Regions from separate parts of the Homo sapiens genome. Here region 2 is linked to region 1. A link is a loop called in an ENCODE intact Hi-C map of the cell type or tissue named here. Cell type or tissue: heart right ventricle. All regions are shown on one strand. Links, peaks and the distances in the headings refer to the core of each region. The heading gives the core; the rest is flanking DNA. Region 1 overlaps RGMA (repulsive guidance molecule BMP co-receptor a). Region 2 overlaps LINC01580 (long intergenic non-protein coding RNA 1580).

Region 1 (7,078 bases), core at 965-5,964:
ATGAGGATGGTAATAGAATCTTCATTAGCTGAAAGTTTCTAGAAATGTAAAGTACTCAGCTGGCATCTGACACAATGTAAAAATACGTCAAAATATTAGCCATTATTTTGAAAGACACCACCTTTTTTGGTAAAGGTCATTCACTCCTCACCTCTCCTTTAGCACTCATTTTTCTCTATTATCTGTTTCTACCAGCAATTCAGAAATAGGGACTGTCTTATTTCTTTATCCCCCAAGGTCTAGCCTGCAGCAGGTCCTGAATATATATTTGTTGACTGATGACTCAGGCCCTAGATTTGAGAACACTCTGTTCATACCTAGAAGCAGGCAAAGTTGGAACCCCTGACTATCACTGCCCCTGAGAAGACTTCAGCCGTATGCAGAACCCTTCCTTTCAGAAGCCCCTTGACCCCTTTCCCCCCATCAAATAGCTACCCCCAGAGTGGAAAGGGAGAGAAGGTGGAGGGGGATGCTCAGGATTGAGGCCTCCACAGCCAGTGCTGAAGAAAAGGGGCAAGAGTCATGCATGAGAGTGTCTCTATCCCCAGGTCTAAGCTGTAGCCTAGGGGACACCACATACTTGGTTAGACTCTATGGGGCTGTTTGTTTGAAGTCAACTACACTTTTGAGTTAAATGAGTTTCTATGGCGAACGGAGTGCTGAGTTCTCAAATCTAACGTTTTAGGAATTTTTTATTCCTGCAGAGAGTTGGGGAGCTGTTTAAAAGTTGGTTGGTTTAGCCAGTATAGCTAGATTCCTCAAGGTCAACACAACGCCATACTGCTCTAGCTGGGGCTAGATTTCTCATGATAGTCTAAACTGTGTGATGGCCAAGTCCCCACTTTGAAGATGTCCAAATTCAGCCTCAGACATTTCTCCTCAAGAAAGGGGGGGAAAAAAAGCCTTTTGTGCCCCTTTCCCAAATTATTTGCTCATGTCGCAAGACTGGGGTCTCCTCCTAAAAAGGCAGCCAGTACCCGTCTCCCGGCAGGGACACTGGAACTCCCATGGCCTGGGGCCTCTTCCGAGTTCTATTCAGTTGTAGTCTTGGAGTGACAATATTATCAGCCCGATCCTTACAGATGAAGAAACTGAAATGTAGAGGTTAAAAGTCCTGCTGCGAGAAGAACCAACTGAAAAAAAAAAAATTCTCAGGCTTTACAGCAAGCAAACTTCACTATGATTTTTCACAATTCTGATTCTGTATTCTCTGGGGGTTATCTCAGTTGCTTCTTTAGGATGGGGTTCATTATGTTGTACATATATCCCAATGTGTCTGTATGAATCTTTGTCTTTTTTGGGGCAGTGTGGACGACGGGTTCTTTTTAGATACTGTTCCTAAAAAGGAATCAGTGCATACACCTGTTTGTCAAAGCACCTTTGCTTTTTGTGCAACTGCTTTATATTAACAATACTTAAAATAGCTTTGGAAAAAAAAACTACTGTATGTAATGGAATTGCAGAATATGCTGCACATGTATTTTATTTAGTTATCCTTTCTTTAAGAATATTGGATGACATTTCCTGACGTGGGAGGGAGAAACTCCTTTTTTTTTTCCTGCTTTTAAATTGTAACATAGTTGAAGATTTCTTTTTTCTGTTCTCATTGAAAAAAAAAAAAAAAGTCCTGCTGTGAAAAGTCCATTCTTGGGCAAGGGCAGCCCCAGAAGGGCGTGATTTCTGGGCTTCTGCGGGCTGCATGGCCTCCTCTGGATCCTGAGCCCTGGTCTCCAACCTGGACATGCTGCAGCAGTGACGGTGGTTAATTACTGTCCAGGTGACTTGGAATGCCAGTGATCCCTTCTCATTGGCGAGAGACTCTAGAACTAGCTCGTGAAAGGCAGACTCTAGCAAATGGTGTTAATTAGTGGAAAGGCCACTTGGTCACCTCTGTGCAGCCTGGCACAGTGCCTGCTTAGCGTGCCCCGGTGGCCGCTGGAATGGGCTGCCGTTCGGTGATGCTGCAGAATAAATTGTTGGGTCGGGCCCCAGGACTGGCCAAGCTTGAAAGGAAGAGCATTTTCGATGGTGGGCTTTCACTGGGAAAACCGTAGCATTTTGCAGACCCGTCCTGAAATGAACCCTGGTTTGGGGGAAAAATATTTAGAGCTTGTCGATCTGAGACCTCAATATTTCAGGGAAACACAGTGACACCCCCTCGTAAAGAAGAGTTGTGTCTGGCATTTCCACCTAAGGGAAGAGCAGCTTCGTGTTGCCCTGTTGCACAGCTGGCTGAGGTATGGTCCCCTTGTGTACCTGTTTTGTGGAAGCCAGATTCATAAGTCTTGCTGCTGGGGTTGTGTCTTCACAGCCATAGGGCCTTCTCCCCTCCCTTCAAACTTGCTCCTCTCCACACTCCCGACCTGGCAGCCGGAACCCCAAATGCAGCTGCAGCCCTGCAGCCTTGCACAAGCCTGTGTGGCCTTTGCAGCAGGTAAGGACTGTGATAGTGCTTAAGAGAAACCTCCAAATTGGATAAAAACCCAGAGGTGTTTTTCCCCAAAGAACCAGATGGGCAGGCTTGGGAGTGAGGTGAGGAGGGTGGCGGGAGGAGTTGGTTTGACTAAGAACACTTGCTCAGGACTATTTGTGTTTCATCCAAAAGATGTCTCTCAGGGGAAGTTACCAGTCCCTTAAATATCACAACGGCAGCAGAACTGCAGGGCCCAGGGAACCTTGGGAAGGAGATGTTTCTTTCCCAGAAAAATAAGCGACAGAGTTAGGAAAGGTCACCATACTGAAGCCCTCCCAAGTGCAGCCTTGCGGGCCTCGCAGAGAGCGCCAAACCATCCGGCCCTGCGCGCCACGCGGACCGGCATAGCCATCTCTCTGGAGTGGCAGCTGTGCCAAGGTGGCAAGGTTAGGCCCGCAGGCCCTCAGCACGGGGGCGCAGCCGGGGCAAGTCTTCAGGAAGCAGCGAGGTGCTTGAAGGGGGTGCTGGAGGCAGGCCAAACCCAGTCAGGATGGGTGGCCTGGGGCCACGACGGGCGGGAACCTCGAGGTGCGTTAGTAGCTGAGATGCAGAGAGCCATCCTGCCCAGACCTAGACAACTCGGAAGTGGGTTTTTCAGCCTCCTGCACCGGTGTCGCGTCTGAGTGCGACTGATGAGCCAGGGGGCGTCGGTGGAAGCTTGGGGTCGGCAGTCTGGTTGGAAAGTAGGGCTGGGATTTGCCTCCAAGGACAGTTTTTCTACTTGGATTGGATATTCGTGGAGGGGATTAAGGGGGCGTCCTGCCCCGCCTCATGCCCTGCGGCCTCCCAAGGGTGCTGGGCCTGGTTTGCAAGGACAGCCGCGGGCTGGAGATGGCGCGAGGGTCGGGGAGCGTGGCGCGCCCTCTGATCTAGGGCCGTGGTTTTCCGAGGTCCTCACGGCGAGCGCTGCGGCCGGGCAGCCTGGGTCCCCGCCCGGCCGCCTCCGGCTACCTCGCCGGCCTCGCTGAAACCCGAGCGCGAGGGGGCGGTGCGCAGGCGGCTGGGGCGCGGGGCCGCGTCGACATTGGCGGAGAACCGAGTGATGGATGGCGAGGGAGGGGCGCGCGGGGGGCGGCGCGGGAAGGGGAGCGCGCCGGGCGCCCGCGGCCGAGGTGGACGGAGCCTCCCGGCTCGCTGCTCCCGCCGGCGGAGCGAGGCTGCCCTTTCTTCGCAGCGTGATTTATTTTCTTCTTTTTTTCTGAACTCTTCTTCCAGGGAGAGGCTAGTGGTAACAGGCCGAGCTGGATGGATGGGTATGGGGAGAGGGGCAGGACGTTCAGCCCTGGGATTCTGGCCGACCCTCGCCTTCCTTCTCTGCAGCTTCCCCGCAGGTAAGGCACTGCCGGCCGGGCGCGCGGGGCCGGGTCCCTGGGCCGCCCCTCAATGCTGGGCCAGATGTGCGCGAGTGAGTCCGGGCTCAAGTTCTCCGGACCTCCTCCGGACCCCGCCTCCTATTTCCACGGGTCTTTTGTTTCTCCCGCACCCCGTCGTGGGTGCGATGCCTGCCCTTGGGGACCCGGAGAGGGGCACCCTGCCCGAGTTGCCGTGAGATGGAGCCGTGTGGGGAGGGCGCAGGGGCCGGGGTGCCTCACTCCCTTCCCTTTTTCCGAGAAAGGGGGTGGCTGGGAACGTGCCTCCTAGGGGCTCGGGAAGAGGGGGAGAAGGGGAGGCACGCCCTCGGTGCTGGGGACACTTTCTTCAGCTCCTCGCCCAGCAGTTTGCAAACCTGCCGGGTGCCCAGGGGTGGAGCCAGGGTCGCCCCTGAGGTCCCAGCCGAGTTCCCGACAGCCCCCTCCCCGGAGACCTCGTCTCGTTTCCACCCATTTGGCCACGCGGGGACACCCACGGACTCGGCTCAAATGAGCTGGTGTTCCTGTTTGATAACTTTCTGCGTCGCCCCCTGTTTGTTTTTATTGTGTCAGAAAAGGAGAGAATTTCAGAATTAAAGCTGAAAAAGCCCATCTGTTTCCAATGAATCCCCCATAGTTTTTCACAATGTTTTTGGCAGATCGCTGCTTTCAAATTCCTCCGAGCCCGGACCTCTTGTTTTTGTTGGGGGAAGGGAGACCAACTCCACAGAGAAGCATTTGTTCCTTCCCAAACGCTCCAGTTTCTTTACTTTTTTTCCTTTCGGGGGGAGGGGGGAGGCATGCAACTTAAATCCCCGGCCTGTTTTCTTTATGATGTTTCATAAAACTTTATTTCATTTTTGCCATATGCTGCTCACAGCCAGAAAACGCCAGTTAAGCCCTTTATACCCATTTTTTTTCTTGCTAAAAATACAAATAAACACAATGTCACGGGCCAAATGGCCCCCCCGGCGCAAGGCGGGATCTCCCAGCCGTTTCCATTGTGTTTGCGGGGTTCAGAGGTGTCTTTTTGAAAAAATTTCATCTTGTTTCGCACCACAGCCAGGCGTAGAGCCGCAGCCCCCGCGCACTACTGAGCTTTGCAAGAAAGGACTTGAGTTTAGACTCGGATTGGGTTATTTTGATTTGCTCTTCCGCCAACTGGGTTTCAAGGAACTGGCAAAACTGGGCAGGTCTGGCTCGGCCTGGCTGTGAGTTGGGGCTCCCAATGGGCGGACCACGCAGACAGTGAACAGTAGGGAGCGAGGGATCAGTTTACCCCCTAGTCCCAGCCCTGCTCCTGGCCCCCAGCGCCAGCTCAGACTTGTGCGTCCGGCTTACTCAACCACTGCGCACCCCAGAAGGGTCGCAGAGAGCCGCAACCTGCTCTCCAGACCTAGGTTCCATAGGGAGGCCTGGCCAAGGACAAGATGTCGGGTGAGGGATCTTGGTATCCCCAAAAAGTACTCAGCTTGGAATGTCAAAACCTCCGCAGGGGATCAAACAGCAGGGTGCCCTCTCCTCACCCCCAGTGTATTTAAAAGGCAGTTTCTCCACCTACTTAAGAGTCTGGTTGAACAGCCCAATTTGGTTTCCTCCCAAGAATTCAAAATTAAAATAAAAATCACCCTATTTAAGAAGAAGTCAACGTTTTGGAAAAGCAGGAGTTTGCAATTTGTGTTCTTGGTTTGGTCTAGATAAAGATCAAGCCCATTGGAAGTTTTATCAGATGGGTTGATAAATGGCTTTTGTCCCTTGGCTGCCGTGGGGGATGTGATCTCAGCTCAAAGCTGAAATTGAGAAGAGGGGCTTAGAGGCCCTTAAAACAACACCTTCCCGCTCTTAAAGCTGCAGCACTTGTTACCTTTTGGGGCTGGAGAGGAAAGGAAGGCCTGGCAGAAGTTTCCAGAGGTAGGAGGCTGCATGGCCTGAGTGGTGGTGGTTTTGTTGTTTCTCGATTTATTTCTCCATCCTAAAAACTTTTATTTTAAAGCATCCCGCCATAGGCTGAGGAACACTGGTAGGTTATATAAGTCACAGCCCAAATTCCATCACTTTTGTTTCCAAGAAACCCATTTCTTTTTGGCGTCAAGGCCGGTAACTAAAACCTGGCCGATGGAACTGATAGCTGCTCTCCTGTCACGCCAGCTGGCTAATGTTTCTTCTCATTTGAGGGCTTGACAGCTGCGTTTAGTCAAAATTGCCCACCTGACTGAAAACTGAGCTTCCAGTACCCCAAAACTAAATATACTGGGGGCTCCAAAACTTGTGTGCTCTAGAAATGTGGGTCAAAAGACAGTTTCTTAAGTAAGGGATGAAATGGGAAATTTCCACAACAGAGAGAGACTGTCCCATTCTTTGACACATTGACCAGGAGAGGGGCCGCTTAGGAATGAAGTTAGAAAACTTGCAGGTCTGATGGAGAGCAAGGCGGGAGATCGAGAAATAAAGCCCCAGCAAGTGGAAGGCACCCAGACACACTGGGGGCCCCTGTGTGCCTTGGCCTCTCCCGTTGAAGACAGGTGGAAACTGGCCGAGCAACTGCGTGAAAGCCTCGGTTTGTTCTGTGCTAGTCAGCTTGAATGGCTGCCAGGAGTAAGCCTATAGGAGTGCAAATTAAATCGAACATAGTTATGTGGAGAAAGATGCCTTCACCTCAGCTACACTGAGAGCGTTTGTGTGTTTCGAGTGTTTGCATTTACTTACTCCATGTGGATGGCCAACCTACTGGGTTCCTGACTCAGTGACAACTTTTGGAGCCTTCTAACCAAGCCCCTCAGGCAGACCACAGCCTGGTGATGAGAAAGGGCCCCTGCACTGTCAAGCGGTCTGGAAGGGTGTCTGTTTAGATGATTCTTTGGGGACAGCACAGGCAGACAGTGTCCACGTCTACCTAGGAAGGGAGGCCAGAAAGGACTCTTAAAAGAGCATTCCACAAATGGCATCCTACTCAAATCACAGCTAATAGATGGCTTTTTAAACTTTGAAGCCATTGTGACTTTTTCGAAAAGAGTTCCAAGAGAAATCCATCCAGGCATATGTTTCGGACATGTCACCAGGCTTCCTGTTCACTATGTGTGGGTCCTGTACTTCAGCACAGTGGTTCTCCAAGTGTGGTCCCTGGACCAGCAGCATTAGCCTTCCTTGGGAACTGGTTAGAAATGCAAGTTCTAGGCCCACCACAGACCTATAGAAGCAGTTACTCTGGAGCTGGGGCCCTGCAGTCTGTGTTCTAGAGCAGGCCCTCCAGAGAGCT
Region 2 (7,078 bases), core at 1,006-6,005, 910 kb before region 1:
ATCTGTGGGAAAGTTCCAGCTGCTTCCTGCGTAACCCACTGGGTCCTCTGGCTGAAACTCACTAACCAGTGCACATCTCCGTCGGTGGCAGCATAGTACACATTGCTTTCCAAGCAAGATCCATCCCCTCGGAGCATTTTCTACTCTTTCCTGTCTTTCATGATCACATCCCAATTAATTAAGGAAGTCTTGCCAACTACTACACCTTAAAGCATTCCCTGCCTTCAGGCCCCCCAGAAACTACCCTCATGTCCAGCACCCATGGTCTCTCATGATGGCTGGAAGTCTGTATAGCACAGTGGTTACGGCTCTGTGTCTGACCTCACCAGACTGCTTGGGTGGTGTTCCTGCTCTGCCGGGTGGATAGAACACCCTGGGCAAGCTACTTAAACTTTCTGGCTCACAGTACTATTGAGGAATTTAAAAAGTTAACACTACTGATGTGCCCAGAACAGTTCCTTGTACACAGGAGGAGCTCAATAAATGCTGTTGCTGCTGACACTGATAACTGGGTTGACAACATCTTGTAACCCAATATCTGTGGATCCAGAGTCTCCTCACGCTAAAGCAGTGTCCACATTAGTACCTGAGTCATATTTCTAAAACACTTGCCACCTCTCCAGCCCACTCTGCTACCAAACTACAGTTTCTTAATGTCTGTGCCGATCTTGCCTACGTATTTACATTAATGTTGCTTAGTATGCACCTCAGATATTCCTCATTATACAGCTCTACACATCCCCAGGGACATCATGCTTTATTCTCTTCCTGCCACTTTATGCTTCAATAAGTACCAAGTACTTAAGATCCCTGGAACACGCACCATTGTGACTGTTCAAATTCATGCGTCTTCAGAAGAGTCTCTTCCTTAGAGAGATTAAAGATCACTGTATTCAGGTCTTCTTTTCCTAATATTCAATCTCACTCTTATTATGATTTATTTTTCTTTGCAGCGCTTGTATGTTATACATTTACTTTTATATTTATTACGGGTCTGTAGCCCCTACTGGAAAAAAAAAATACTTGGCAGACTCCTTGTCATATTCATCCTTGTATCACTAGCCCCTAAAAGGGTGTCTGTTCATCTAAAATTGAGTTTGGGTGTACCAAGCTCCAGCCAATCTAGTAAGTCCTAAATTGTTGAACAAAAGAACAAAGGACAAATGATGGTACAAATAAAGGGATATCTCGTGCCTTTGTGCTTTTCTATAGCCTAGTCTCTCCGAAACAAAAGCCTTTCCCACCTTGTCTTCCCTGAGAACTCTGATTCATGCATCAAAATCTATCTCAATGACCAACTCCACCGTAACACTGAGGCAGGAGAAAAATAGAGAAAATGAGGCCGGAGAATAGCAAAGGGAATTAAAAGTTGGATACAGCACAGAATAAGTAAAAGCAGAGAACAGAAGCAAGGTGAAGGGATGGGTGAACAGGAAGGGAGATAAAAAGCAGATATTCAGCAGCCAAAAAAAAGTGAGATAAAAAGGTGAGCAAGGACCCCATGACCAGCAAGACTGGGACCAAACCAGTAAGAGGCAGCGCTTCAGAGATGGGCATGCACATTAGAGAGAAAAAGTATCCTTAACATAACCTTGTATGATAATCAGCTACTTAAGGTTCATGCCTACGGGCTGCATATCATGCATGTACTTAAAATTATGGGATAGAGATGATGCACAAGCGCACAGGGGCCAAAGTAACTAAGCAACACACCTATCAATCTAAAGGGTAGACACTGGCGAGAGATTAGGCAGCCTTGGGAAGAGAAGAAAAAAAAACACATAAAAAGACCCAAACTACACCAAACTGATGGTGATCTCATCTCACAGAGGTCAGTTCGCTCTCCTGCTCCGAGAGTGTAATACTGAGCTTCATACACTTTCATCGCTTTGCTTTGCTATGTATGTGTCTTGTCCAACTCTTTGTTCGGGACACCAAGAACCTGCAACTGAGTGGCACCATCTGGTAGCAACACCACCCTTGATTTTCACTCTAAGGTAAAACTTTCTACTTCTGCTGTTTTTGTGACTTGGACTTACAAATGATCACAACATGTGTGAGTATTTAAAAAGTTGTCCCATTTGTAGCCCGTAAGACCCTGGGGGCAGAGCAGAGACGGGACTTTGACAGGGCCAGCATAGACTTGGACATAGGCATTTGTGACCCTTAGTAGAGGTTGCTGGATTGAACTGTGTGCTCCTAGAGGTCCTTAGAATGCCTTGCAGATGCCTGATATGACAGGGGAGAGGACTGTGCAGGATCTCTTCAATCACAAATTCAGAGCCTCCAGGTCACAGGACAGAATCGGCTACCCACATCTTTCATCAGCCTTGGCCTCAGGGATCTGCAGCTTTGCTGCAAAAGAATCACAGAGAGCAGATGTTAATGGTGGCCTATGTTTGCATTTAGTGAAGAAAATTCAGGGAACTTGTATGCAAAATTAGCCCAAGCACCGAGCTCATGGCAGCCAGCCAATTCTGTCTACTAGCCTCCTGTACCCTTCCTTTCAAGGTTTCGAAAAAGTCAAAGGAAGCCTGGAGATTCCAAAAGAATTTTCAGTGCAAAGCAATTTGCATGCCAGAAATGTCTTTTCTCTCTTCCAGTTAGGCCCTTCTTCTCCTTATTATTGTTATTATTATTTTACATTGTGCATAGATAGAAAGTGGACTAAATAACTGGGGAAGATGAGTTTGGTTGTACAAATTCCTGCTGACCTAGTGAATAAATGTTAGCAATAGAGGCCAGTGAAAAGGAGAGGCTGAAGGGATATGGGGGAAAGAAATTGATAGAAGATGAACTTTTCACATTCAAGGTTAATTCTGACCAGAGATACCAAAAAAAAAAGATATTTTTTCACCCCTCAACTCTAGGAACATAGCTTGCATCAAATGTTTCCAAGATTGTTTTAAATCTTTTCTGTGGCTTCTATAGGAACCCCTAATCCCAGGTCTCCCTCTCTCTTTCTCTCTCCCTCTCTCTCTCTCTCTCTCTCTCTCTCTCACACACACACACACACACACACACAGACACACACATCTCATCCTAACCCCCATTCTTGTCCCAAGTTAATCTCTTTATCCTTGCCATCCCTAAAATTGTTGTATATGTTCTTATGGCAGAGACTAAAGATGTGATCACATTGGATATTTTCTTACAAAGAATAAACCACTAGGACATAATCCCCAAAATGCCACTTTTTGGCCTGAGCTGGGATCCCTGGATGCAAGCTGCCACCATCCAGTATCTAGGTAGGAAAAGTATATCTGACAGGATGTGTCTGAGGATATTTTGCCAAAAGCAGTGAATATTGGGCCAAAAGCAGTGATTATTGGGAGAATAAAGGGCTCCGATGAAAGACAAGTTCTCACTCAAACACAAAGGGTGAAATAAAGGCATTTCATGGAGACAGAATGGGGGAAAAGTCCCATTTTTCTCTGGTTTTCTGTTCCTGTGAGAATCAGAGTGAGCACAAAACCATGAAAACAATAGGCCCAGCTGCAGGGGCAATAAGGCAATTTATTAGGGAGATGACATTTTTAATGAGAAACACTTGCTGGAGGAGAACAAAAGGGCTTGTTTGGTCAGAAAGATGCTCTTGAATCTCTTCTGAAGTGCATGAAAAAGTAATTTCATTTACGCATCATACCCTGAGCTGTGGAATTTCCTCAGGCTCCAGATGTTGTCCGGCGCAGATGCTGAACAAATGGAACAAATGTCCTAAGAGGTTTTTTTTTTTAAGCAACTCAAGGGAATTTTATGAGCTTTGTGGCCAAGAAAATCATTAGCAAATAATGAGCTTAAGAAAGAAAGGCTGAGGTTAGCAATATGTTGCTGGACGTACAAAACTATTCATAATCATCTGCAATCGAGACGGATCAGTTTTCAACTTAGAAAAACAGAAATCAGTGGGTGTAGCTGCTGTGTTTTGGGCTTCCTCACTGGCCTTCTGAAAGTGATTTGGTAAATATTGTGTTGGCTGTATTCCAAAAATAATTAAAAGCAACATATTTATTGTTTGAGATTTGAAAATCTAAAACACAAAGATTATTACCTTATAGTAGTAATTCAAATGCTTCCAGAGAAGGGGCAACACCACTCTTTTGGCCTGAATTCTCTTTTGAGGGTCCTGAGTTCTTCACCAGCTAACACACAAGGTGAGCCAGTGTCCTGAGGCAGCTTTAATAGGAGAGCCTAATCAGGGTGCCCCTCTGTGCTGACTGCAGGGGCTGTAGTGCTCCCTGAGGGAGCCACCAGGATCTCTATATGGCCTTTTTTCAGCCAGCTTCTTTCTCTGCAGCTCTGACAGGGGCCTGTATGAGTGGTTTTGGAAGATCATGATGTCACGCAGGGTGCTTTAGGTCAGGATCTGAGAACCAACTATGTTTGAAAATTCAGGACATGGCCAGGCATGGTGGCTCATGCCTGTAATCCCAGCACTTTGGGAGGCCAAGGTGGGCAGATCACCTGCGGTCGGGAGTTCGAGACCAGCCTGATCAACATGGAGAAACCCCGTCTCTACTAAAAATACAAAATTAGACGGGTGTGGTGGTGCATACCTGTAATCCCAGCTACTCAGGAGGCTAAGGCAGGAGAATAACTTGAAAACGGAAGGCGGAGGTTGCAGTGAGCCGAGATCATGCCATTGCACTCCAGCCTGGGCAATAAGAGCAAAATTCTGTCTCAAAAAAAAAAAAAGAAAAGAAAAGAAAAAGAAAATTCAGGACAAAAGAAGTCTCTGATTCAAGTGTCAAGATCTGTGCATAGGACTCAAGTCATGAGTGCAACTTCAGTCGGGAGGGCTCATGTTAGGACAGTAAATAAAGATACAGGTGCACAGACTGGTGCAGCCATGGGCGAGAAGGCAGAAGAAGTCAAAAGATAGTCACTTCTATCCTTGAGCTAAAAGGGCCAGATGTTCTTTAAATGTCTCACCAAGCCCACGTATAACAGGACTCCAAGCTCCTTGACATCACTTGCATCACCATCAGTGTCATCAGCATCACAACAAATATGTTCTTTCAGCACTTACTATGCATTTGTCATTATCAATAGCTATGCATAACCCTTATCCTCACAAATCTGCAAAGCAAATACTAATGTCCATCTCCACATTTTAGGGATGAGACATTGAAGCCCAGAAAGGTTAAGTAAATTGTTCCAGGTCACATAGCCAGTTAGTGGTAGAGAGGGTGCCCATGGCACCATCACCAATGTTCCTGGTCCTCAGTACTTGATAATGTGCTCATGCATCGATTCTTGGACCACACTTGTAGCATCTGGGCTTAGCAAGGGGGAGATGTGTGAACTAGGAGGAGTGGCCATACAGACCAGTGTTTAGAGATCTGGCCAGGGTGTTGCACCATAGAACAGCTCTGTCCAGCTCTGGGAAGTGGTTTTTAAATAAACCTCTTCAAAGCAGTAAATTATCTTCCATCTCTTAAGCAGATGGATGATAAACAAAGTCAGTTAAGTAATGTCCATACATGTATTAACCTAGCAGTTGAAACATGTGTGGAGATCTTTAATCTGTCAATGAGATTGAGTGGGAATGCTGTAAGCTAAGGCTTACATCAGGACAACTTTAGCTGCAATGAGTACAACTTTCCTGCATCAGGACAACTTTCACTGTTGTCTGTTTGCTGGCATTGTCTACCTGGCATTGACTCAATAATAACGCAGAAGATGACATCTTGATCAAGACCAATTAACACATTCCTTGCAGCTGTTTATTGCTATCTGCAGTGAAGACAGCATCTGAGGAAGCAGCTGGCAGCCATTGCCTTTTCCAAGCAAAAAGCAGCTCTTTCAGCACAGAAATCAGGTTGGCCTTAAGCCAACAAGGGTGATAGTGCTTTCAAGAACAGAGGATAATCAAGGGTTTTTTTTTTTTCTTTAACCCTAATATGACTGAATTCTGATCAGAGTGTTTGAATAGAAGAAATTGGCCAAAAACTAAAATGTCGTTGGTCTCCACGTACCTAGGGCTGGTGAATGGGCACAGGGAGTGACTTTTGTAGAACCAAAACCAAAAGAGAGCTTTTAGAATTGGAAGAATGAATTGCAACACTGATGGCTACTAGCTATTGAAGACCTTCAATGTATAAAATACTGTGCCATCCATGCTGTGTGTTTTCCCTTTCATTCTTTCTAACAGTCCTACCAAGTAGTGACTATTGGTTTTCTTTTGAACATGTTAGGAAATTAAGGCTCAGAACAGACAATTTGTTCAAGATTACACAGCTGGCCAGAAATGGAGTTGGAGTCACAGTGAGTCTCCCTGAAGTGAAAGCTGGTACTAGCCACCACTTTTTTTTATTTTTAATTTTATAATTTTTTTTTTTTTTTTTTTGGAGACAGAGTCTCCCCATGTCGCCCAGGCTGATCTTGAACTACTGGGCTCAAGCAATCCTCCCACCTCAGCCTCCCAAAGTGCTGCGACTACAGGCGTAAGCCACCACATCTGGCCTTGTGACCACTTTAAACAAAGTTAAGACCCTGTATGTTTTTCTATAATTAACCAAAATGACCAGTAACTTCCTAAGGAGAAGAGGATAAGTAAATTAGTTTTGGGATGAAGAGAGAGAGGTTTTGAGAAGGTGTTGTTAAGTTTGTGATAAAGTAACACAAAAGCACTCAAAATAGCTCACATAAAAACCGGGGAGAAATTGGTGCTAGTTTATAGTACTGAAGGACAGGATGCAACTCTGTTTTTCAAAAGGGGCTGCACTTACATGTAGAAGCCAGCAGCAGCTTTCTTCATCCTTCTTCTCTTTTTACCTGGTTTCATCCATGCTTGCCCCATCTTTACTCCCTTTCCAGACCACTTTTTCCTCCTGACTGACCAACCTCTCCACAGTGCACCAGTTCTCAGTTCAAACGACCAGTCCAGACTAATGAAAATGACAGCTTCGCAATTAGAATCTTCCAGAAGGAACTTCTATTGGCTCCCTTTGAGTTAGAAGCCTATTAAATCCTGCTGCTCCTCCCCAGCTTCATCTGGCACCTGCATTCACCTGCATTCACCAACCTGGTGGCCAAGGTCCTGCCTTCTGAGATGGAATGCACTAGACAGCAGCCA

What was found. Peaks named below come from ENCODE experiments on the same cell type or tissue, not always from the same donor. Only the 100,000 strongest peaks of a DNase experiment are listed, where the experiment ranks them.
Region 2: a loop joins it to region 1, with 2.5 times the contacts of the local background. A loop is called at or near these places in 24 of 110 quality-filtered maps.

The regions. Positions count from the first base shown.
Region 1 is chr15:93,069,642-93,076,719 of GRCh38, reverse strand. It overlaps RGMA (repulsive guidance molecule BMP co-receptor a), which reads left to right. Exons shown (of 4, transcript NM_020211.3): 2 at 3,689-3,804. Among named protein-coding and RNA genes, the nearest start is that of RGMA, 16 kb to the left of the region's middle. RefSeq lists an enhancer at 2,163-2,920 and a silencer at 3,077-3,215. In heart right ventricle, for the core only: a CTCF peak has its summit at 3,451 (motif pointing right); a DNase peak (open chromatin) is centred at 3,469; H3K4me3 peaks cover 3,292 bases; H3K27ac peaks cover 3,773 bases; H3K27me3 peaks cover 2,453 bases.
Region 2 is chr15:93,979,063-93,986,140 of GRCh38, reverse strand. It overlaps LINC01580 (long intergenic non-protein coding RNA 1580), which reads right to left. Exons shown (of 3, transcript NR_120323.1): 3 at 1,991-2,355. LINC01581 (long intergenic non-protein coding RNA 1581) reads left to right here. Exons shown (of 9, transcript NR_120320.1): 4 at 3,120-3,248. Among named protein-coding and RNA genes, the nearest start is that of LINC01580, 82 kb to the right of the region's middle. RefSeq lists an enhancer at 2,228-4,796. In heart right ventricle, for the core only: no CTCF peak of the experiment used is centred there; DNase peaks (open chromatin) are centred at 3,670 and 5,769; H3K27ac peaks cover 5,000 bases; H3K27me3 peaks cover 275 bases.